3 separate regions of the Homo sapiens genome follow, and all the other regions are linked to region 3. A link is an interaction called in ENCODE POLR2A ChIA-PET data of the cell type or tissue named here. Cell type or tissue: A673. All regions are shown on one strand.

Evidence for each region. Peaks named below come from ENCODE experiments on the same cell type or tissue, not always from the same donor. Only the 100,000 strongest peaks of a DNase experiment are listed, where the experiment ranks them.
Region 1: POLR2A ChIA-PET joins it to region 3 with 9 read pairs; 2 of 35 experiments call an interaction of 5 or more read pairs at or near these places.
Region 2: POLR2A ChIA-PET joins it to region 3 with 5 read pairs; 7 of 35 experiments call an interaction of 5 or more read pairs at or near these places.

The regions. Positions count from the first base shown.
Region 1 is chr12:64,095,785-64,103,784 of GRCh38, reverse strand. It overlaps SRGAP1 (SLIT-ROBO Rho GTPase activating protein 1), which reads right to left. Exons shown (of 22, transcript NM_020762.4): 15 at 6,410-6,544. It overlaps LOC105369798 (a long non-coding RNA gene), which reads left to right. Exons shown (of 2, transcript XR_945018.2): 2 at 4,142-4,365. Among named protein-coding and RNA genes, the nearest start is that of KICS2, 120 kb to the left of the region's middle. In A673, no CTCF peak of the experiment used is centred here; no DNase peak of the experiment used is centred here.
Region 2 is chr12:63,884,409-63,892,408 of GRCh38, reverse strand. The region is part of intron 1 of SRGAP1 (SLIT-ROBO Rho GTPase activating protein 1); the gene reads right to left. It also overlaps the pseudogene LOC100419700. Among named protein-coding and RNA genes, the nearest start is that of SRGAP1, 44 kb to the right of the region's middle. In A673, no CTCF peak of the experiment used is centred here; no DNase peak of the experiment used is centred here.
Region 3 is chr12:63,936,874-63,944,873 of GRCh38, reverse strand. The region is part of intron 1 of SRGAP1 (SLIT-ROBO Rho GTPase activating protein 1); the gene reads right to left. Among named protein-coding and RNA genes, the nearest start is that of SRGAP1, 96 kb to the right of the region's middle. In A673, no CTCF peak of the experiment used is centred here; no DNase peak of the experiment used is centred here; H3K27ac peaks cover 4,997 bases.

The DNA.
Region 1 (8,000 bases), 160 kb before region 3:
AGATGTTTCCTATTCTGCTGAATTATCATATTGAGGTTAGTAAAGAAACTGAGTCTTAGCCTAGAGAGCTTTACCTACTCAGTTCAGATACTCAGCCTATTAAATATTTTTAAGGATAAAGGAAAAATTAAGAACATTATTATAAGGCATCAAACAGAAATTTAGAATTCAGAGAGAAAACTACCATGTATGTCAATAAAGCTGAAAGAAATTTTTATAGCAAAAACATATATTGAGCACCAGAAAAAGAGTTCAAAAGCTTTTTTCATGAAATAATCAGAAAAGGCAAATAAATTTAGGTACTAAGAAGCTCATCATAGTATTTTGGTATAGTTGCAAAATCACTGGAAACAATCTAAATGTCTAAACTAGGGGATTTGTTACATAAAATAGAAATCATTATAGGGTCACTAAAAGCTATATTTTGAAAATAATATTATTGAGTTTTAAAAAAGTGGTTTATGAAGAGCCAGTATGGCGTGGCATAATTTTTTACAACAGCTTGGCCGGGCACAGTGGCTCACACCTTAATTCTAGCACTTTGGGAGGGCGAGGAGGGTGTATTGCTTGAGTCCAGGAGTTCAAGACCAGCCTGGGCAATGTTGTGAAACCCTGTCTCTACCAAAAAAATACAAAAATTAGCTGGGTGTGGTGGTGCACGCCTGTGGTCCCAGCTACTTGGGAGGCTGAGGGGGGAGGATCACTTTAGCCTAGGAGGTTGCAGTGAGCTGTGATCACGCCACTGCAATCCAGCCTGGACAACAGAGTGAGAGCCTGTCTCAAAAACAATTTTTTTAACAACAGCTTTATTGAGATATAACTAATATACCATATAATTTACCCATTTACACAGTTTAACAATGATTTTTAGTACACTCAGAGTTGTACAAGATCACCTCAATCATTTTAGAGCATTTTCATCACTTCAAAAACAAACCTCTTATCCATTAGTGGTCACTTGGTACGATATAATTTTTATGAAAAGTACATAGGAGTGTGTACCCACAAAATGGATTTTTTGGCAATCAAAAAGAATGAAGTACTGATACCTACTGTAACATGGATGATCCTTGAAAACATTATGCTAAGTGAAAGCCAATCACAAAGGACAACATACTGTATAATTCTATTCATATGAAACGGCCAGAACAGGCAAATCTATAGAGACGGAAAGTAGATTAGTGATTGCCTAGGGCCGGGGGTGGTGGTGGTTATGAGTAAACGGGGAGTAATTGCCAATGTTTGCTAACTGGGGTTTCTTTTGGGGGTAATAAAAATGTACTATAATTGATTGTGGTGATGGTTGCATAATTCTGTGACTATACTAAAAACCACTGGCCTGTACTCTTTAATGGATGAATTGTAGAGTATGAGAATTATATCTCAATAAAGCTGCTTTACAAAGTACATAGGTACTGTAGAAAAACTCTGGAAAGATACTAAAAACGTTATCACTATCTCTGTGTAGAGAAATTACGATTTGTTCTTAGTTTATAATTTTTCTACAGTGATAACATGTTAATTGCATAACATTAGGTTGGTGCAAAACTAATCGTGTTTTTTGCCACTAAAAGTAATGGCAAAAGCCGCAATAACTTTTGCACCAACCTAATAAATAAAGCATTGACTACTCATTCGATGATTTAAGGAATTATTGTTGGTTTTAAGGGTATGATAATGGTATTGTGGTTATGTTGTATATTAACATGAAACATAGTATTTGTTGTTGTTTGTTGTAAACAAAATGTGTACATGCCAGTGATTCTCTTTGGGTAGTGGAATTATGGAATTTTGGTTGACAATATTTTGTTCTATGTGCTTTTGTGCATTTTTCAGGTACTCTACAATAACTACATGTTGGTTTTGTGATAGGAAGAAAAATTCTCCCTTAAGAAACCGTTTCCTCATATCCAAGTAGTCACCTAAATAATAACACCTAATGTAAAATGGAATGAAAAAGTTTCATCTGGGCTCACAGCCTTAAGGCAGTCAGAAAAAAAAACATGAATTACTTGAGTGGCTTTTCTAGGGCAAGTCACTTGAACTTATGCCCTAGGAAATCTCAGAGCCATGATGCAGGGATATTCTACAAGCTGCCCAGACTTTGTGGGTATGACCTGGAGCATTGACAAAACCACTCACAAAGTGGATGGTTAAAACAAAACAAAACAAAACAAAATAACTCTTGGGTGAGAAACTGAGAAACTACCAAGTTTGCCACTTCAAATTTATGTTGCATTTGGTTTTACTATGTCTTCATCCAGATAAATAATCTTTAAAAAGAAATGTACAATAAATTGGGGAACAAATAGTGCATATTTTTAAAAAAAGAATGCTAAGATAAATTTCCTTTGACTACATATATTTGTAAGCTTCCAAAGAACGTGGTCACTCAGGGTCATAAAGCATAAACATGGCTGGATAACTACTCATCACACACACACACACACACACACACACACACACACACACACACCCCTTTCCCCAAACAATCCAAAAATACGGAAGCGAAAAGTAGTGGGTGCTACAGTGCCTTATGCAAACTCTTAGAAAAGATGAAAAGGGAAGTTTTTCTATACAAAATAACTGTCATGTGAAATTACTTTAATGGGGAAAATCAAACCCAATTACAGCAATGCTACAAGATGACAGGGGTAAAAACAATCTATCACTCAGATCTCTCTTTCCTCTAAAATTTCAAAATCTTTGTTTCTATCATATATTAACTTAGCCTGCATTTATTTGTAAATATCTTACCTTTCCTACTACATTTTAAGCCTCTTAAATGCAAGAATCAAGTCTCTGAATCCCTAGACAGTTTTATACATTGTAGACTATTAATCAACTTGGTTCAAATCGTCAAAAGTCTGCAATATTGATAAGGGGATACAATGATAAAAGATGTATTATGCTACTCAAAGGATTTATTGAAAATCCAGGAAAAATGCAGGAAAATCCAGGAAAAATGCATTATGGTCACATTGGTAAGAAAAAAATGCTTGCTTAGAGATAATAACATCCAAGAATCCTCTCTTTCTTAAGAGGTTACATGTTGGAGGAAAAGGGGTTGTTCTATAAAGAGGTTGTTAGTGTCAATATGTATGTTTTTGAAACACCTGCCATTCTGTAAAACTTTGCACTAAAAGTAACAAGACTTATGGGGAAAAATAGGATTGGGGCAGACTACTCAACATTTATGAAACTTTGTAACTACTGCACTAATGAAAACATTAACAATCCTATTAAAATCCAAGGATTATGAATCCATTGATTTTGATTAATCCATTGTTTTAATACAGGAGGGAATGTCATTGTAGCTTCTTCACTTGCACTTGAGCACTGTAGGTACCCTTACATGAGATATCTCCATAGATTTTTTCCTTGTAGTTTACATATTTGCTAAATATGACTCTAATTGTGAGAAAGCTTGACATTGATTGCTACAAGGTATTTAATGTGCTGGGAAAAATCATGCTGGAAACAATGTAACTTGAGGATAACACAAATATTTCTAAATTCACGTGAGTTAATTATGCCAAAGAAACACATACTTAGCAGAACAGACAGATTGATAAGTGGCCAACCCAGGTATTGGCATATGTGACCACAGTTTATAGTCAGAGTAATTGTAATAGTAGTAATGATGACAGCTTGCAACACTTACTGAGGGTTACTATGTGCCAGGCATGATGTGAAACCCTTTACATGGACTGTCTCATTTATTCTTCACATAGACTCTATGAAGTAGGTGAAGAAACAGCTATTTAATAAGATTAAGTATTAATCTTTGCCCAAGTTTATACAAAGTTGGAAAGTGGTAAAGCTAGGATTTGAACCTAGATCTTTCTGACTCTATGGCCTCAGTTATTAAAAACCACTATGAAATGATATTTTTCATCCAATAAAAGTGTGAAATGATTCTATAATGGTAACTGACAATGTGGCCCAACACTCTTTATCCAATTGGTACATGTACATGTTACAGCTGACATGATGTATGGACCTAGAAAACCACTAAGCATTGTACAGCACTTGTTATTTTTCCAGACTTAAGCTTTTTGGCTAGGATGTGAGGGAAATCTTTGGACATGGCCAAAGGAGAATTCCAGAAGTGAAACACCTCCTTTTCATTTCTTTCCAGCTGGGTCAGAGGTTCATTGTGATGACTCAGGCTACGCAAGGGCCGTGGAATGGACGTGCAGCTGTACTTCTAAATTCCAATGGGACATCAGACTGGGGAGGATTATGACCGGGAAATTCATACCCAACTGGAGCCAAGACTCTAGGCACTGATGCCAGACAAAGAACTCGTGGTGGAATCTTGACTTTTCAATTCATTTCATCTATAAATTCTATTTAACTTAACATGCTCCAGGAATTAACTAATTCCTAACCTTCGGGAGTGGACAAATGTTAGGGCTGCAAAACTACTCCACAAGCCTGTGGAGCTAACTGTGGGCACTCCATTGAGCATATTCTGTGCCAGGCACTCTTCTTGGCATTTTACACATATTAACTCACTAAATTCTCACAACCCTATGATGTAAGGATTAATGTTCCCCCTATTTTATAGGTGAGGAAACTGAGATGCAGAGAGCTTAAGAAACCTGACTAAGGTCACACAGCTGATGAGTATGTGACAGAGCTAGGATCTGAAGTAGGCTCTTTGAATCCAGAGCCTCTATTCTTAACCTACTGCCTAAACTCATTTTCTAGTAGTAGGAGACAGAGGGGTTAAAAAAATTATAATGCGGGGAGATCAGAAAAATTCTGGACATACGTACCCAATAGAATAATGGGAGAGGAGAAAGTGATTAATCCTGGTTGGAGTGGTGGGGAGGACAGAGTTGTGGGAGGAATGCCAATTTGGCAAAGCCTTCACAGCAGATGTTGAATGGTTATCATGGACAGCTGAGGAAACAGCATAGGCAAGTGGATGGAGGTGGGAAATGGCCCAGCATATGTACAGTCTGCTACTGCTGAAATATACAGTAAATATGGTAGGGTAGCAGGAGAGGGCTGTGCAGCAGTAGCAGAGATCAGAGAGAGGAATAATTCAATTATATGAATTGGCCATGCCATGGAGTTAGCTTTTTTATTTTTTTATTTTTTTTTGAGACAGAGTCTTGCTCTGTCACCGAGGCTGGAGTGCAGTGGCACGATCTTGGCTCACTGCAATCTCTGCCTGCCAGACTCAAGTGATCCTCCTGCTTCAGCCTCCCAAGAAGCTGGGAATCCAGGTGCATGCCACCATGCCTGGCTAATTTTTTATTTTTAGTAGAGATGGGGTTTTGCCATGTTGCCCAGGCTGGTCTCAAACTAATGGAGACCAAGCAATAAGCCCACCTTGGGGAGTTTGCTTTTATATTGAAATAGGTTTTAAAAAGGGGAGAAAGCAAGCAACCCAGTTTTTTTTTTTTTTTTAACTCTAGCTGCAGTGTGAGAATGCAGGGCCAGGGGGTAGGGGTTGGGAAAAGAAGGCAAAATCTAGAAGTAGAGTCCATTTAAGACACTCTAACTATCCCCAGTGAGAAACCAAGGTGATGGGGATGGGGAAGGAGGGATGAGTAGTGAGATGTTTTTTTTGAGGGCAGATCAATAGGACTTGTTGATTCAGATGGGGGGTGGAGGGACTGTACGGAGATTTCTTTATTAAGAGTAAAAAGTTGATTCTTATGAAGCCTAAGTGATTGAAGTCAGCTCTAGACTCTTGCTGGGAACTCGGACTTAAAAGGGACACTGTATTTTTAGATGCATGGATCTTGATTGTGGCTAATAATTAATTCATGGTATCATTATTTTCACCTTCCTTTGTATAGTGTCAAAAAGCCCCCACTGAAGTAAACAGCAATGCTTTACTTTGCCAATGATTATCGGTTTCATAATATGTCATACACAATCCCAGAGCAACTCTGCCTATTAGCTTGGGTTGCCCACTGACAGATAATTACCACCTGGTGTTCCTGCACTGTAATAAGGATCTTTGATTTCATTTTATCCATTTCTTGAAATAACATTGAAAGATGGATAAATTACCCCACTCCTAAAATTGGTTGAGAAAAACCAAGAATCAAAAGCCAAGAAAAGGTCACATTTCCCAGCTTACAACTTCCTCCTTTCCCTTAGGCAGCTGGCACCTGGCTTTCTGCTCAATTCCAGCCATGAGTGGGAAGCTCCTGGCTTTCTGGAGCCAGAGGATGTTCAGGAGGAAAGCCCACTCAGCCGAGGGTGAGGCCACAGCTGGGAGGATGACTCGCACTGGATCCAGAAAGAAAACAAATGGTCCCAGAAATATGGTGGTAATGGGGTAATGGGGGTGGGGGTGTATGGAGGGGGGCCACTGCCTTTTCCAGGAAGTTAGCTAGTGAAATAATTCTTGTGGGAAAAGATGAAAAAAATGTCCACTTACTGATACAAGAAATCAGATCGTTAAATCTTTCCTTAGGAAAGAGGGGGTTTTCCAGCCCACGGAAATAGAGCTTCAGAACGCCAGCAACTGAGTTAATATCATGGTTACTCTGGTCATCAGCCAAAGGATTTTCACCTAAAAAAAAAAAAAAAACTCATTACATTAACAGTGCTTCTTTTTCTCTGAACAAAAATATATTTCTATGAACATACACGTTGCTATATATACATGTATCTTTTAATTATGCTTTATGAAAGATTATATGGTACTAAAATTAAAATAATTGGTTTAGATATCCCACCCCATGATTAACCTAAAAACAGTTGACTAAAATAAAGCTTTTAAAATCTTATGCTACTAAATAATCCCTTACAAGTTACTCAAATCTTAAAATAAAATATTGTGGAATTTATAATTTTACCCAACCCCCACTTTTTTTAAGCTGAAATCTGTAATCTTAGTTTGACATGAATTCAAACACTACATCCTGTGTTTCTTACCCTACTGGGAAAAAGACACACCATAGGTCTGTCTGACTATGCTATATGGGTCAGCAAAATTTATCAGAAATGTCATAGGTGCCACTGAATTGTGAACACCTACAATTAAATAAGTAGGTATTTCCCAAAGTGGCATGGTGGTGTTCACAGCACATCTGAAGGCTGTCTTGAGCAGAGGCAGACTCTAAAATCAGATAGAGGAACTTGAAAATGTACCTTTCATGTTACCAAGGAGTTTGTATAAAAAGTGGGAATTTAAAAAATATATCACAAATATAAAATTATTTTTTTTATGGTAAACAACTTTAAAATATTAGGCAACTAGTCTGGTGAGCGTTTCTTTCTGAGAACTAAATTAAATTATTAGGCAACAAGTCTGGTTATTGTTCCTCTAGAGATAAAATCCTTAAGAAGTTCAACATAAAATACAACCTTAAATCAAATTCTGTTTTTTATTTACAGTTTTATGCTTCTCTTCTAAAGTTCACAAAAAGTGTGCATTGCATTTTAACGTATTTTTTTGCTTCTTAGGGCAATTTATTTTTAGGGATCTGTTGTTCTCTTTTCTCTGTTCCTAGGGCAAGAAATCACTGAACATGAATTTATCAGAATATAATAATTACTATTATTTTTGCCCACTGTGAGAAAGCCTCACCCAAGCAGATCACAAACAAATAACAAATACTGGGAAAATTTCCAAGGAAAAATGATCATGTATTTTGCCTGTGGTGGCTAGCACAGAACCTGATACTTTACCATATTTCAGCTTACCCTGAAGATGGCCAATGCATGAGACTTGGCACATGTGGCTGCTCTGCTCTAACCATCAATTTTTACAGTTTTGCAGGTGAGGAAATCGAGGCCAAATAGGAATTGAGCGACTTGACCCGTATCACATGATTGATTAGTGGCTGAGAGTCTGATATGATTCTAGGTCTGCCTGACACGAAAGTGTGCAGCTTTGCTAATTATAATGTGCTAATTGGAATGTTTCTAACATAAGGAAATGATATGTGCTTCAGGTGATGGATATCCCAGTTACCCTGATTTGATCATTACACACTGTATGCCTGGGTTAAAACATCATATAT
Region 2 (8,000 bases), 52 kb after region 3:
TAGAATATTTTTAATGATTTTCATAATGAAACTAGTAAGAATGATTCCATGTGAACAATGATTATTACATATTTTATGACTCTTCATTATTTTTCAGGGCTGTTTTTCATTAGCCCTATTTGAGATTAAACTTACAGATATGGCAGTAAGCACCAGAAAAACTGAAAACAGAACATTTAAAAATGGTTGACCCTGTAATTCAAGACTAGAGGTAGGGAAGGAGGGAATGGTTGCTTTTCATTAAAAACTTATTTATCTATTTTGTTTTTAAATTATGTGCATATATTACTTTGATCATAGTTTTTTGTTTAAGTTACATAATTGAATCTGGAAAAAGAGTCGTATGGTAGAATTTCTGGAATGAATATTTTTTCTACGACCTTCATCTCTTTTCTTTTTTCTTTTTTTCTTTTTTTTTTTTTTTTGAGACAGTCTTGCTCTGTGGCCCAGGATGGAGTGGAGTAGTACAGTCTCAGCTCACTGCAGCCTCTGCCTCCTGGGTTCAAGCAAATGTCATGCCTCAGCCCCACAGTAGCTGGAACTATAGGTGTCTGCCACCACACCCAGCTAATTTTTGTATTTTTAGTAGAGATGGGGTTTTACTATGTTGGCCAGGCTGGTCTCGAACTCCTGGCCTCAAGTGATCCTCCCACCTCGGTCTCCCAAAGTACTGGGATTACAGGTGTGAACCACCATGCCTGGCTGCATAATTTTTTTCAAGGGGGACATAGATTTGCGTCCTTTGTCAGTATTTTTACTGAATATACTAATATGTTTCAAATGTTAATGACCCATCAATAGTTTCCATCAGCTCAACAAAGCATGCCCTCCATGCTAGCAGTATGTGAAGGGATTTACTAGGTGCTACGGACCCAACCAGATCCTAAGTAATCCCCTCCCAGCTGTAAACCAACAGGTACTAAGAGAAATATGGGCCAGCCACAGAAGTGGTTCAGAGGAGAGAGTGATCAGTTTGGATGGAAGTCAAAATAACTTCAAGAGAAATGGCTGAACTAATGAATGCATGGTGTGGAGATGGTAGGAAAGAACGGTATGAAGGCAGGAGACTGGGTAGGTCTCTCTCTTGCAGAATAAGTACACTGGGCACACCCGTAGGACAGGCAGTGACAGTAACAGAGCACTGCTCCATGTCAGCAGGGGAGGAGTTTCCTCGGATAACAAGAACTCAGGTGTGGCGGTGAAGGCCACTGGCCTTGGTAGTGAGGAGCGTCTAATAAAGGCATCCAAGGCCTCCATGAGTGTGGAGGAATGAGCCAGAGCTATGCATGGGAGTTGCAAGGAACAAGAGAGGGCAAGATCCAGCCAGGTGGCCAGACCCCTGAAGAGGAAGGGCTTCTGTACAAGGAATAAAAAGAAGGTGTCTAGAATCAGCAACATGGAACTAGGCAGGGCCATTACCTCCTCCCAGCCTTGGGAAAGCACAGAGCTTCCTTTAGAAAAGGCTACCAGAGATGTGTTCTCCTTTGCGCAGGGAGAACAAGATGGTGGAAACATAAAGTTTTGAAGGAACAGTCTGTGAAGAGGGTCAAGAGATGGGGGCATTTAACTTACAACAGAACCAGTTCTCCACAGGGCCCAGTGCAAAAGGACAGGAAAGGGACCAGGCAGACAGCCTATCACTGCCCGTCTCCTGGGGCCTGCAGAAACCCAGGTGAAGAGCTTTGATTTTGCAGGGATGGGGGCTCAGGCAGGCCTGTCCTGGGGGAGCTCAGCAGGTGTCATCTAGACATGGGCTCCTTTCCTTCCTCATCCTAGATGCAGCTGGTCACTGCGGAGGAGAGGAGTAACTGAGGGCTGGGCACAGGGCCCACACCCCACAACTCACCTTACATGGCTCACACTACAAATTCCTGTAAATAGCTTCAATTTCAGTGGTCAGCTGCTTTTCTAGCTTCCCACAACAAAACCCCACAACCTTCTTAATTAACATGTTGTGGTTTTTTTCCTCCACTGTGGAAGCAAAACTCAAACTTTTGCTAGTGCCCACTGCAGCGAATGGCATGGAGGAGGGAAAAGTAGACACTTTAGGGAGAAGCATCCATTCACATGCTCCACTCACCTACACCCTCACTACCCGCTTACTCTCTCCTGCCTTTGGCCTCTCTCCAGCTACACTTGTTTCTAAAGTATAAGCGTGGCTCTTCAAAAACAAACGGTTTCACGCTTTTCTGGTAAAAACAGCACTAACTTCTTGGGGTTGAGTGGGAGAGGTGTGAGCTAAGAATAACGGTGAGTTATTTTTCCCCTGCTCTGGGCCAGGTATCAGGGCCTGGATTACACCAGAAGTACCTGCAAAGTCAAGAAACATGATAAATGTGAATCTGCAGCAATCTAAAAGAGATAGAAAGGAAAGAAGCTACAGACCAGTTAGGAAGAAACGACATGTCATGGAACAAACAGATAAAGCAAATGAATGATTAACCCATGGTAAATAAATACTAAATAACCATCAGAAATTCTTTTTCTTTCTTTTTTTTTTTGAGACTGAGTCTCGCTCTGTCACCCAGGCTGGAATGCAGTGGTGCAATCTTGGCTCACTGCAACCGCTGCCTCCCGGGGTCAAGTGATTCTCCTGCCTCAGCCTCCTGAGTAGCTGGGATTACAGGCGCTTCACACCACACCCGGCTAATTTTTGTATTCTTAGTAGAGACAGGGTTTCACTGTATTGGTCAGGCTGGTCTTGAACTCCTGCCCTCATGATCTGCCTGCCTTGGCCTCCCAAAGTGCTGGGATTACAGGCGTGAGCCACCACACTCGGCCGGATTTTTTTTTAAAGCCCCCTAAGGCCATTGATATTCTCTCTGTAGCATCAACTCTATTGCATTGGATTCCACTGTTTCCACACGGCATTGTAGAAAAGTCTATGGACTCCCATTTTCTAACAGCAGCAGCAGCTGCTCCTATGACTCACTACTTAGACTGAGTATTCACACAAGATATGCTGTTTTCAAATCTACTTGAGTAGAGGAATAGGAACGGGGATCACCCAGGCCAGAAGCTGTTGCCGCCTCTTCTCTCCACCTCCCAGCACAGAATTCTGAAAGGAGGTGAAAGCTCTCTGGTAGGCTTGGTATGCTGTCAGCAGGGCATTATGTGTGAACCTTCAGGGACAGCAAATGTGGCTTTGTCCCTGTCACCCAATCACTCACTCGTCCTTCCATAAAATGCATGGAGCACTGAGCCCCCACTCTATGCTTGGCCCTGCCCTGAGAACTGCTGTCACAGGGGTGAGGAGCTTGCAGATAGATATTGTCCCCATGTGTGCTTTCAGGGGATGGGCTTTCCAGGGAGAGGGAACAGCATGTGCAGATGATGAGGTGTGGCCTCAAGGGCTACAGAAAACAAAGCTCAAGAAGTGGAAAGCAGCAGCTATGGGTAGGGTTAAGGGTGTGAGTTTCTCCTGGACCAGGCCTGCACCCTCATCGACCCTCTCCACTCATGGTCCATTCTGGCTGCCGGGTGCAACCTTGGTTTGGGGCAGATCCCTGCCCAATATTCTTGTTGTGTTGTGGCCCAGCTGTGGCAGCTTGGGGTGTTACAGAGAAACTGTCCTGCCATGAGCCATACATTTGGCCAACCTGTGATACAATGCATTGTTTTGTGCAGAATTATCTAATGATGTGGGCCCAAGTCTTGTCCTCCTTGATTATTAACAGAAGGTGGTACTATGTGCTGGGATAGCTGGTGTGTTAACAATTCCCTTAGCTTAGGCAGAATTTCTCAGTAGGTAGAAACAAACAAACAAAAAATAAAACCTTTCTACACAGAGAAATGAGAACATGCCATTAGAGCTCAGCACTAATTCTAGTAAAAGTAAAGCTCTCGTCAGGTTTTACCCCGTTATGGAAGAAGATACAAGCCTAGAATGTCAGATCCTTGAACATGTCCAACCATGTGATCTGGTGCATCTCGGGTTTATAATAAACCAATTTGGGAAAGAAAAATCACCATGTACAGATTAAGATGAGCCGATGTCTGATACTGCAAGAAAGAGCTAATCTCTATATGCAGAAACTAAATCCATAAAGACACAAGTGGAAAAAATACAATAAGCTTAATACTATTAAGGGCAAAAGGAAAAAAAACTCAGGGTTTTCATACAGAGCTCTAGAGTCTCTACAGAAGGTCAGATGAAGACCGGAGGAAGCTGTGTGAAAGGTTAAAGACCTAGCAGCTCCCCTTGGAGAAGAGAACACAGTTGGTAACTGGGACACAGGAGACAGAGACCATGTGGATGAGCAGCAAGAGAAGCCAGGAGGAAACCGACAGATGCTGCCGGGTTGTGTGCATCTCAACACCCAGAAGAAAGAGAAAAATAAACTCTATGCCAACATTTCTAAAAAAGAGGACACAAAAACTGACCTGACAGATCATCTTAACAAGCTTTGGATTGAGGGAACCTCAACTGAAAGTACAGTTCAAAATCTTCAGGACAGAGGAAAGGAAATGAATGAACGTTGTCAGAAAGAAATGGAGCTTCTCAGGATATTACCTGTCAAGGCAGATCATGACTTGGAACAAGAAGAGGAAAGTTCTGAAGCAAAAGACAAGATAAGCCATGAGGATGAAGAGCTGAAGACCTTCGAAAGTAATTCAAAGACCTTGAAGAAAGGGTGGAAGGAACAATTTCTTCTTATCATCTTAGATTCTGTTCCTTGAACTAACAGCACATGATTCCCGGGGGAGAGTGTGGGAGGCTAGACAAAACCTTTTCATCTCAAGGGTGGAGGCTGCAGACCTAAGACAATTCAAACAGCCATTCAACTCGAGTTTCTAGAAGTGATGATCCACCTGATGTTCCAAGTGGCACAGGTGTCAGGGAGCAAATGGCCCCTGGGAAATGGTTCACATCTTCAAAGACAGGAGGGTCTCCCACCCTTCCCCTCAGACTTGCTTCTCGGCTGCAAAGCTTTTTCCTTCTTCCTCCATTGCCAAACCCAGTGTTTCCAGTGGATCCAAATGGGGAATTTATGGCCAGAGGGCTCAGATAGCATGGAAACCCCTCTCCTTCGGAAAGTGTGAATAACCGCTGTCCCCCAACACCAATCCCCCACTCCCCTGCCATGAGGTGGCTTCCCATCAAGGGGCTCCTGTGCTTATCCTTCCTTATGAGCTAGATTTTCCCTGGACAACCCCATGTAGAAAACGGAAGTGAGTTGCCTTCTGGGGTCACTGAGCCTCCACATGACCCCACTGGTTAAAATCATTAAATCTGGCCAGGCACGGTGGCTCACGCCTGTAATCCCAGCACTTTGGGAGGCTGAAGCAGGTGGATCACCTGAGATCAGGAGTTCAAGACCAGCCTGGCCAACATGGTGAAACCCTATCTCTACTAAAAATACAAAAATAAGCCAGGCATGGTGGCGGATGCCTGTAATCCCAGCTACTTGGTAGACTGAAGCAGAAGAATTGCTTGAACCCAGGAGGAGGAGGTTGCAGTGAGCCAAGATCACGCCATTGCACTCTAGCCTGGGAGACAGAGCGAGACTCCATCTCAAAAACAAAAACAAAAATCCTTAAATCCTCTGGAGGGGGTCTTTGCTTATTCTTTCTTCTGAAGTTGTTTCTGAATTATTTAAATTCAGTAACAAAAAAAAATCCCTTTTAAATGTGTTTTGGCCAGACGTGGTGTCTCACGCCTGTAATCCCAGCATTTTGGGAGGCCAAGGCGAAGGATGGCTTGAGCTCAGGAGTTTGAGACCAGCCTGGGGAACATGGCAGAATCCCATATCTACAAAAAATAAAAAAATTAGCTGGGCGCACACCTGTAGTCCCAGCTACTTGGGAGGCTGAAGTGGGAGGATCGCCTGAGCCCAGGAAAGTCAAGGCTGAGTGAGCCAAGATTGTGCCTGGACTCCAGCCTGGACGACAAGGTGAGACTGTCTTAAAAAAATAAAAATAAATAAGTACATAAAATGGTTCATTTCTAAAATAAAAAAGTAAAAAAAAGGGTTTTTACTTTGGCTCAAATTACAACTTCATATAAATTTTAGACTAATAAAGAGAATATTTAAGTTATTTTCATTGGCCAGGCACGATGGCTCATGCCTCTAATCCCAGTACCTTGAGAGGCCAAAGGGCGTGGATCACTTGAGCTCCGGAGCTTGAGACCAGTCTGGCCAACATGGTTAAACCCCATCTCTACTAAAAATACAAAAAATTAGACAGGCGTGGTGGCACATGCCTGTAGCCCCAGCTACTCAAGAGGCTGAGGCAGGAGAATTGCTTGAACCTGGGAGGCGAAGGTTGCAGTGAGCTGAGATTGCGCCGCTGCACTCCAGCCTGGGCAGCGGAGTGAGACTCGGTCTCCAAAGGAAAAAAAAATTATTTTGATTATACTATATTTTATAGAAAATGTAAGATCCAAACTTTAATCCAATGAGCCAGACAGATTTCCTGAACAACATATTATCCATGATCAGTTCGGATATGAGGACATTTGAAATAGCAAAATGCTTTTCTTCCCACCGATGATTCTACATAGCACAACAGCAGGAGAAAAGTGAAAGTTGGTCTCTGTGATATTATGATTTTGTGTGTGTGTAGGCATTCATCCATGGTTCCTGGCTCATAACTTCCAATAGCCCTTGGTGCAGTCATTTGTTATAGCCTTGGGGCACTTCAGGCATCAGGAGCAGACCCTAGAAAACAGAATCTCTCTCTCTGAACTTCTCCTGTTTTTCTTCTACTTGCCCAGGCAGGACTCTAACCTGATTGTGGGTCAAAAAACTCTCATTCCTGAGAGGGTCTTGCCCCGTACCTTCAAGGAAAGAATGCTGTACAGAGAGGCCAAGAAGAATTTAAACAGACAAGCCTTGCTGGATTCCTCCACTCAGTCTGTTAGTCTGAGATCATACCCTTTTTGTTCAATCACATTTCTACATGGTTGTCAATCATGCCTATGTAATGAAGCCTCCACAGAAACCCAAGAGAGTGTGGGGAGCTTCTGGACAGCTGAACATGTAGAGGTTCCTGGAGCGTGGTGCCCAGGGAAGGCATGGAAGCTCTGCGTGCCTTACTCCATACCTCGCCCTTGGCATCTCTTCATCTGTATCCTTTGTAATATCCTTTATAATAAACCAGTAAGCGTGTTTCCCTAAGTTCTGTGAGCCACTCCAGCAAATTAATTGAACCAAAAAAGGAAAGTCATAAGAACCCCAAGTTGAATCTGGTTGGTCAGAGGTTCTGGAGGCCTGGACTTCCTGGTGTCTGCTGCTTGTTGGTGGGGAAAAACTCTCACACATTTGGTCACGGAAGTCTTCTGTGTTGATTGTTGTAGTGTGAGAGTAGAGGAAAAACAGTTTGAGAGTTTTTCCTAAACAGCCTCCATAAACTTTAGTGGATTTTTAAAATCTACTCAAATAAGAATGGTGGGTGCGGTGGCTCACGCCTGTAATCCCAGCACTTTGGGAGGCCGAGGCGGGCGGATCACGAGGTCAGGAGATCGAGGCCATCCTGGCTAATGCGGTGAAACCCCGTCTCTACTAAAAATACAGAAAAATTAGCTGGGTGTGGTGGCGGGCGCCTGTAGTCCCAGCTACTCCGGAGGCTGAGGCAGGAGAATGGCCTTGAACCTGGGTGGAGCTTGCAGTGAGCCGAGATCGCGCCACTTCACTCCAGCCTGGGCGACAGAGCAAGACTCCATCTCAAAAAAAAAAAAAAAAAAAAGAATGGTGGTGACCAGAGACTGGGAAGCGGGAAGAGGGGAGAGGTTGGTCAATGGGTACAAAGTTACAATTAGGTACGGGGAATAAATTCTGGTGTTCTACTGCACAGCAGGGTGATTACAGTTAACAGTAAAATACTGCATGCATACTACCAAATAGCTAGAAGAGAGGCTTTTGAATGTTCTCACCACAAAGAAACAATAAATACATAAGGTGCTGGGCGCACTAACTACCCTGGCTAGATCATTATACAACACAGGTATGTACTGAAACATCAAATTGTACCCAATAAATATGTATAACTACAATGCA
Region 3 (8,000 bases):
GCTAGCAGGGCACTTTGTGCCTCACTGTGCAGCATGCACCTGGGTTCCTGTCTGGCTACAAAGTGAACCTTCCCTTACCAAAGCTGTTCTAGGGAGCTTTTATGGGAGTGATGGAATACTTTTCCGACTGGGTTATTTCTTCTCTGCACTATCAAAGGCAACCTTGGGCCTCAGCTGTATGTCCAGTGGCATGTTTGTGAGTGGAGCAAACCTGTTTACATAGCAGAAGCTTTCACATCTACTACTGTTCCGGTGGCCCAACTGTGCAGGAGGGGTAGAAACAAAGGGCAGTCAAAAGCCCTGGCTCTAAAGCTGATAGAGACTGAATGAATGTGTGTCCCCCTCCAAATCTACAGGTTAAATCTTAATGCCCAATGTGATAATATTTGGAGGTTGGGCCTTTGGTAGGTGATTGGGTCATGAGGGCATTAGTGCCCCAGGGAGCTCCCTCACCCCTTCTGCCATGCAAGGTTGAGAAGATGACCAGAAAGTGGGCCCTTAGTAGACATTGAATCTGCCTTGATCTTGGACTTCCCAGCCTCCAGAACGGTGAGATATAAATTTCTGTTGTTTACAAGCCCTTCAATCTATGGTAGTTTGTCATAGCAGCCCAAACTGACTAAGACAAAACCCAAGCTTTGCCACTTACTATTGTGCAACCTTGACACATGACAAATTACTTAATCTTCTGGGCCTCAGTTTCCTCAATTATAAAATGAGGATGACAGCACCTTCCCGAAAAGAGTTATGAGAATCTGAGGCAATGTGCCCCCAATACATGGCTGGCCATTACCAAATGAGACAAATGCTTGCTACCCATTCCTCCTTACCAGCTGAGCTCAACCGCAGGACCTAACATGTACATATACATCCAACTGCCAAAGGGCTACATATCTTTATCTACATTATGTGAACTCTCTGTAGTGGTATTTTTCCTGAATTATAATTTAATATACATTCTTGGATTTTCTGAAGGTAGATTTTAAAAATATATTCATCTCATACCTTTCATAGGCTTTCTCCCTATGGTTTCATATTCCAGCCATGTACTGCTGATGCCTAAAAAAATCACCTAAATGTTGGTTGGCCCAGATCTCTCTGCCCAACTGCAGATCTGTATACCCCATGGCCCACTGCATATCTCCATTCTTGATGCCTTCAGGCAACTCAAATTTAACATATTGCAAACCAATCACCTTTGCCCACCTCCAACCCTCAAAAACTTACTCCTCTTCATTTTCTTATACCCCTAGAAAAAAAACATAGAATAGTTGTTAAAAGCCTGTACCCAAGAGCCAGTCAGCCTTACTTGGGTTCAAATTTCTTACCACTTACAAGCTATGTAACCTTGGAAAAATTATTTAACTTCCCTTTGCCTCAATTTCTTTAAGTGTAAAAAGTAGAATAATTAACAGTACCAGTAAGGTTTATAGGAATTAACATGCTAATGCCTATATACACTTGGATGGGGGCCTGGCATAGCTAAGAGCTCAATGAATGTTATTGTTACTATTAACTAACTCTGTGGGATATAAAAAGATTTCTCTTTGATGGTAGAAACCATAAATTTCCTATTCTCCATTGTATGATCAGCTCCTGGCACAGGGCCTTGCACATATTAGATGCTCATTATATTTTTTAACTGAGAAAAAATGTCTGCAGCTTATTATAAAATTACTATGAAGAGACTGTCAATATTTTGTTCCTTGAATGACCATTAATACAGAAATATGTACTAAGAAAAAAAAATACTGTTTCTCCTGGTACAGTGGCATACTTCCCTCCACCAGATAATAAGTGACGTACAACTCACTGAGCTTCCCTTTCTGAAACTTTCGAGAAACATACGAACTTGGGATTAATTTGTAGTAACCAGACTTAGCTTAGATTTCCTGGTACCTATTACTCTGAAGAGCCCCTTTTCTCATTTTAATGCTTCTATTGAAAATTGGCTAAAGTAATTTTTAGATGTATTCATTTATTTTTAAAAAACCTATCTATATATTTAGTGAGCACTTTTAATGTTAAGCATTGTGCTAAGAACGATAACAAATTGTTATTGTTATTGCTAAACAAAAGAAAGCGTCTGCGCTGGGAGACGGCACTGGGAGAAGAAACGGATGGAAGGCAGGAGTAGGATAGAGGACAGGAAAGAGGCCAGGCTCAGAGAAGAAAGAAAAAAGCAGCAGAAGCAAAGTGGACTCACTAAGTGGCAAGTGTCTGTGATGGTAATAATGGTTCATTATGTTTGCTGAACAACTACAACACTGATCATAAAGTGGAAAAAACTCTTCTGAAGATCTAGACCGGTGGAGGCACCCCACAGAATCCCTGGGCCCAGCTGGGACTGAAAGAGAACAACAGCATATCAGCAGAAATCTGAAGCAATGAACAAGAAAAAAGAATGTCATCCTACCTAACAAAGTGTACCAAATCTTCCAAATAATTTAAGATGGGTTGCAATAAAGGGTAATAAACATATTTTAATTCACAATTATATCATTCACTTAGACATATTGTATATGTCATTAAATGTATATGGCTAATTTAATTACATAGAAAATCTAGCTATAAGTATTACTGTGTATAGTTATTCTCAAGTAGGTACTTTCTGTTTAATTAAAGAACTACAATAAAGTATTTTTCTTAGAGTATAAATGACCATGTTGAGGACTGCTAGAATTACAATGATGCCCATAGAGAAATTTTTCAACAAGACTACCTTTATATCCTCATTCTTTAGTACAAATAGAGGGTGTTGAGAGGGGGAGAGTTTTACAGAATTGATAGAGGGATCATAAAAGCACAGAATGTTAGGTTCTTCCTTCAAAGGAGTTCCCCTCAGATCATTACTAGCACACACTTCCTCTTGTTTTAAACAGAATTCTAATACACTCAGGATCTGATTTCCAAACCTGTGATTTCCAGGTTTGGAACTTCTGATTTCCAAACCACATGATCCCAAGGAGGGATAATGTGATAATACATATCCTAAGAAAAGCAGACAGAAAAACTAAAAATATCACAGCCAGGTGGGGTCATTCTATTCAACAGAATCCAGGCTCGTTGGCATCATTGTACCAGAGAACAAGGTTAAATTATTTCCCACAAAATGTAATATATCAGTCAAGGAAATGCTAGAAATATGTTAGAAAAGGCTTTCCACTCAAAGGATCAAGTCCTTTTTTTTTTTTTTTCTAACTGGCATGTTAGGAGGAGGAGCTGTAAGTCCTTTTTCAAAACACTTGGCTACATTGAGGATTTTTCAAAAAATGTTCACACATTTTACTGTTAAGAGACAGCTTTGGTGAAACCCAAGTGAACTTCTAAAATAAAATCCCAGTTACAATTTTAGAGAAAACCATGAGCTTCACCTCTTATGTATGCAGCATATTGTATTAACTGCAGATCAAACGGATCACAGACATTCTCGAGATACATTACTAGTTGAGCTGATGTCAAATTCAATGGACCTGATTGGTATTTTTTAACCATAAAAAAACCCATCCTATCATCCAGGTCTCCAGTTAGAAGAAGATAATTAGTTCATTTTTTGGCATGATGACAAGACCTAACAGCCATTCCTTTTTTTATTCAAACAGAAGGACAAGGGATTACAGTTAATCTTGGCAGTTGTACCAAACTGCAAAAGCGCAAACAGTAGGAGAGAAAGGTTTTTGGGGTAAAGAAAGCTAATTAATATATATTAAATATATATTAAAGACTAATTTAATATATATTTATCAGGGATTAATGTTACCTTAAATATCTTATTTACCACAATGAATGTATTTTTCATAGACCAGCAACACTAAACGATGCCAAACATCACTTCCATTCAGAAGCCATTAAGTTTCTGACACTCGGTCTCTAGAGAACACCCAGAAGAAACAATCCCAGCTCTCATCTAGAGTAAAACTGCCTTTATCAGGCCGCGGGAAGGTAATGTACAACTGTGGCAATGATAAGCGGCTAGTTGTTTTTAGGCGGCCTCCACTGTCCATATGCCGATGATGCATAATTCATAGGAGATGCCACATGCTGCCTGAGGCAGGTGCCCTTGTGAGCCTTTCTGGTCACACTCTGAGGCATGTTGCCTCCAACGATGATAACCCTGGAATGTAAGAAACAAACGGAGGCACAAACAATTTCCCTAAATACTGTTTTTAAGCTGATAGTTAGAGGTCTGCTGAACACAGAATACAATTAAGAACAATTAGCCATTCAGTGGCACAACCACAGACAGTTCTCCTTGTGGCCTATATTTTAAACAAAGAGCCCAGCTTTCAGGCAGAATCCTCAACTATCCTGCAAATGAAGGAAGTATAAAAACTGCTTCCTATTTCCTGGCTGACCTCAATTCCAGACAGCAAACCCCCACCCCCTTAACACATGGCCCATCCCCTTCCTCCCCTGACACAAACACTCCTTGATCATAGCTATTCTGCTCAGCCTTTTTTTTTTTTTTTTTAAGTAGGGGAAAAGATAAGCAGTTGTATGAGAAAGAGGCATTTGACATAATATCAGGCTGGGCCACAGAAAAAGAAAAAGGCAGGATGGAGTGGGGGATGGAAGGAGAGAAGAAATTCAGTAGTAAGAAATGGGAGACAGAGGCCAGGTGCCATGGGTCACGCCTGTAATACCAGCACTTTGGGAGGGCGAGGCGTGTGGATCACTTGAGCTCAGGAGTTCGAGACCAGCCTGGCCAACATGGTGAAACCCCATCTCTACTAAAAATACAAAAATTAGCCAGGCATGGTGGGAGGTGCCTGTAATCTCAGCTACTTGGGAGGCTGAGGCAGGAGAATCGCTTGAACCCGGGAGGTAGAGGTTGTAGTGAGCCGAGATTGCGCCACTGCATTCCAGCCTGGGCGACAGAGAGAGAGACTCTGTCTCAAAAAAAAAAGAAAAGAAAAGAGAGATAGAAAGATTGTTTCATTTCTACAAGAGAAAATGGTTAGGAGTGAAGACAACACACTCACTGGACTTGAGAGTTGCAGAGACTTTACAGATCTTTAGGTTCAATCTCTCCATTTCACAGAAGGGAATAAAGGTTTGGAGCCATGGAGCCACCTTCCAGGGTCATGTCAGGTGTTTATCCTAATTAGAGATTTTCTAAGTATGAGCACCCTTGGGAGAAGATGCTAGCTTAACACTAGGAATAATTCTTCTTCTCCTGAGAAACAACTTGTTTTTTACTTCTTGGTTGCTGTTCACAACCTGGTGTTTAACAGACCAGGTTTCCCTTTTCACTGGAAGAAAAAACTTCACAGGAAGCCAGGGGCCCACTCATTAACCTGCACTTCAAACACTATGGGGTGCATTTATCTTGGTCTCTTTTCTAGCTTCCCTGGATGCCTTTTTTTCTCCTCCTTTCTTTCGGGTCTTCCATTTAATATTTTTGTTCTTTTGTATTTTATGAATCCTTGCAAGTTCCCTTACGCCTTTCTGAAGCAAAAACAGTATATTGCAAATATCTTATAGGACACTTGCCATTCCAAGGAACTTGAAATATTTTCTTTGTTCATATAGTCTCACTGGAACTTGCTGAGGAGGGAGGTTGAGTATTACTCCTCTACTTTACATCCTCCCGTTAAGAGTCTGAGATCTGTCTTGGGATTGGTGCTCTTATACTTATCTTCTCAGAATATACTTCCTCCTAAGTAAGAATTGGTATACTAATTGACCACTCAGTGCAGAATTTTTTGTTTTCTAGACAAGGTCTTGCTCTGTGGCCCATGGTGGATCTAGTGTGCAGTGGTGTGATCACAGCTCACTGCAGCCTTGATCTCCTGGACTCAAGTGGTCCTCTTGCCTCAGCCTGCTGAGTAGCTGGGACTACAGGCAAAGCCATCACACCTGGCTAATTTTTGTATTTTTTTGTAGAGATGGGATCTCACCATGTTGTCCAGGCTGGTCTTGAACTCCTGGGCTCAAGCCATTTTCCCACCTCAGCCTCTTGAAATGCTGTGATTACAGGTATGAGTCACTACACCCAGCCCAGATTTTCATATCAAAAAAGTATATCACAATTTGCTCAGATTAAATTGAAAAGTATATTAGCAAACCATATGCCTTTAAGGTCAATTTTCATTCAACTTAAAGGAATTTCAGGCTGGAAAAAAAAAAAAACCTAAAAACATTTCTGAAGAGATTTCACAAACAGTAGTAGAAGGTGCTAACATGGTAAAAGTTATTGCTTCACTCTATTTCCATATGTGTGCAAATAGCATGATAATCTATACCACCTTCCAGCTGTTTAACCACACAAGGCATCATTGTTATTTGGACAATATTGCCTAGAAAGGAAGAAAAGAGAGGAACAGGGAAGGCAATCAACTATTCTTTTCTGTTCACTTTCCGTAAGGATGGGATTGGCTTGGGCTAAGGTAAGGGGTCTTTCTCAAACTTCAGGACACAAGCAACCAGCCAGTAAAAACCCACCATGGCTCCGCAGTAACAGGTGACAGGCGAGCACAACCGGACACCCTGGCAAGCCTGGAAGACTCCACCCCGAACCAGGGCGGCATCTGCTCTTCCACCTCTACAAGGGCTCCTAAAGATCCCTGCATAATTCATGGGACTCAAGGAGAGGTGAAATGTGAACTGGCTAAAATGTAAGCATTTACATTTAGAAGCAGAGGAGGCACCAAACCAGGCTCAGAAATATAAAAACAGGCCTTTGGTGTGGCTCTGCAGCTTCCATCTCTACTCTCCTGTGCATCTCCCTTGCCCTGGGCCCTTTCTTCTCTGGCCACATGACCAGCTTTGGATGCTCATCTCAGTAGAAACCGCTGAGGGTTCCTCTCCGGAGACTGTTACACATGGCTTAGTCCACACAGACAGTGTGCCAATGTGTAAAACACTCAACTTACTTTTTGGCTGACCTGGTCATCCAGGGCTGCCTGCTGCTGTGTGGGGAGATGTTGGAGATTCCAGGCCAACCGTGCCACGGGGCGCTTCTGGACACAGTGTGCTGTTTCCACATGCTGTGAAGGGGCACGCAATACCAGGAAAAAACAAAGACTCCTGATGTGGGTAAAAAGAATAAAGAATAAGAAAGCGCTGTGGCTTTGCATTTAGAGTGCACCCGTTTTATTAGTTATTAGTGAGGGACAGCAGTTTAAGGCGAGCTCCTAGGTGTTAATATAACATGCTACATGTCTCATTAAGAAGCTACAAAAGGCCGTTTATTGTTCTCACGCTAAAGGTCCCTGTACACAGAGAAATCAAAACGTCAGGATTTTCCTGTCTTAGTCCTAAGGGAGATCAGTCTTTGAAGAGGATATCAAGCTATCCAAATTCAGCATCCCTGCTTTAATTAATCTACCATATGGGGCCCAGATGTCATAGACAAGTCACATTTGAACTAAGTAATTCATAGAATACTACTACATTTCATTTGCAGTATGGATAATGCTAAATTATCCACATCTAAAGAGAAATGTTCTTGGGGTTTCTGGTTTTCCCTTATTTCAAGTTCTATAGTAGATTATATATAAAATGGTACACATATAGATATACAACTTGTCACCAAGATGAAAGGACTTTTAAAGACCTGCCTCTCTTTTTGTGCTGTATGATTATGGGCCATTGTCAGCAACATCCCAGTTTTTCCTACTAAATGAGAAATTAACTCTAGCCTGGAATTCTTAGGTTTCTACAATCTAATCCCAACTTAATTTTTTGATGCAGTTATCATGACCAACCAATGTGCAACATCCACTGATCCCAACATGAGATTCATGTGCCAAATGCTGAGCACACTTTCACTCTCTGCTGCTTTTCTTTTCTTCCCTCTCCTCTGCTTTGGATCCCTAGCTCCTAGAATGTTACCTGGGCATAGAACAGGCATTCACTCCAGAACTGATGAATTAAGTACCACATCTCTCCACTGATATGGCGCTCTCTCATTTGAAAAAGCAGAGGGAAAACAGAAAGATTTGGAATTGGTAAATTTGGATTTGGGTCCTTAGGCAAGTGGTATCCTTTTAACTTCA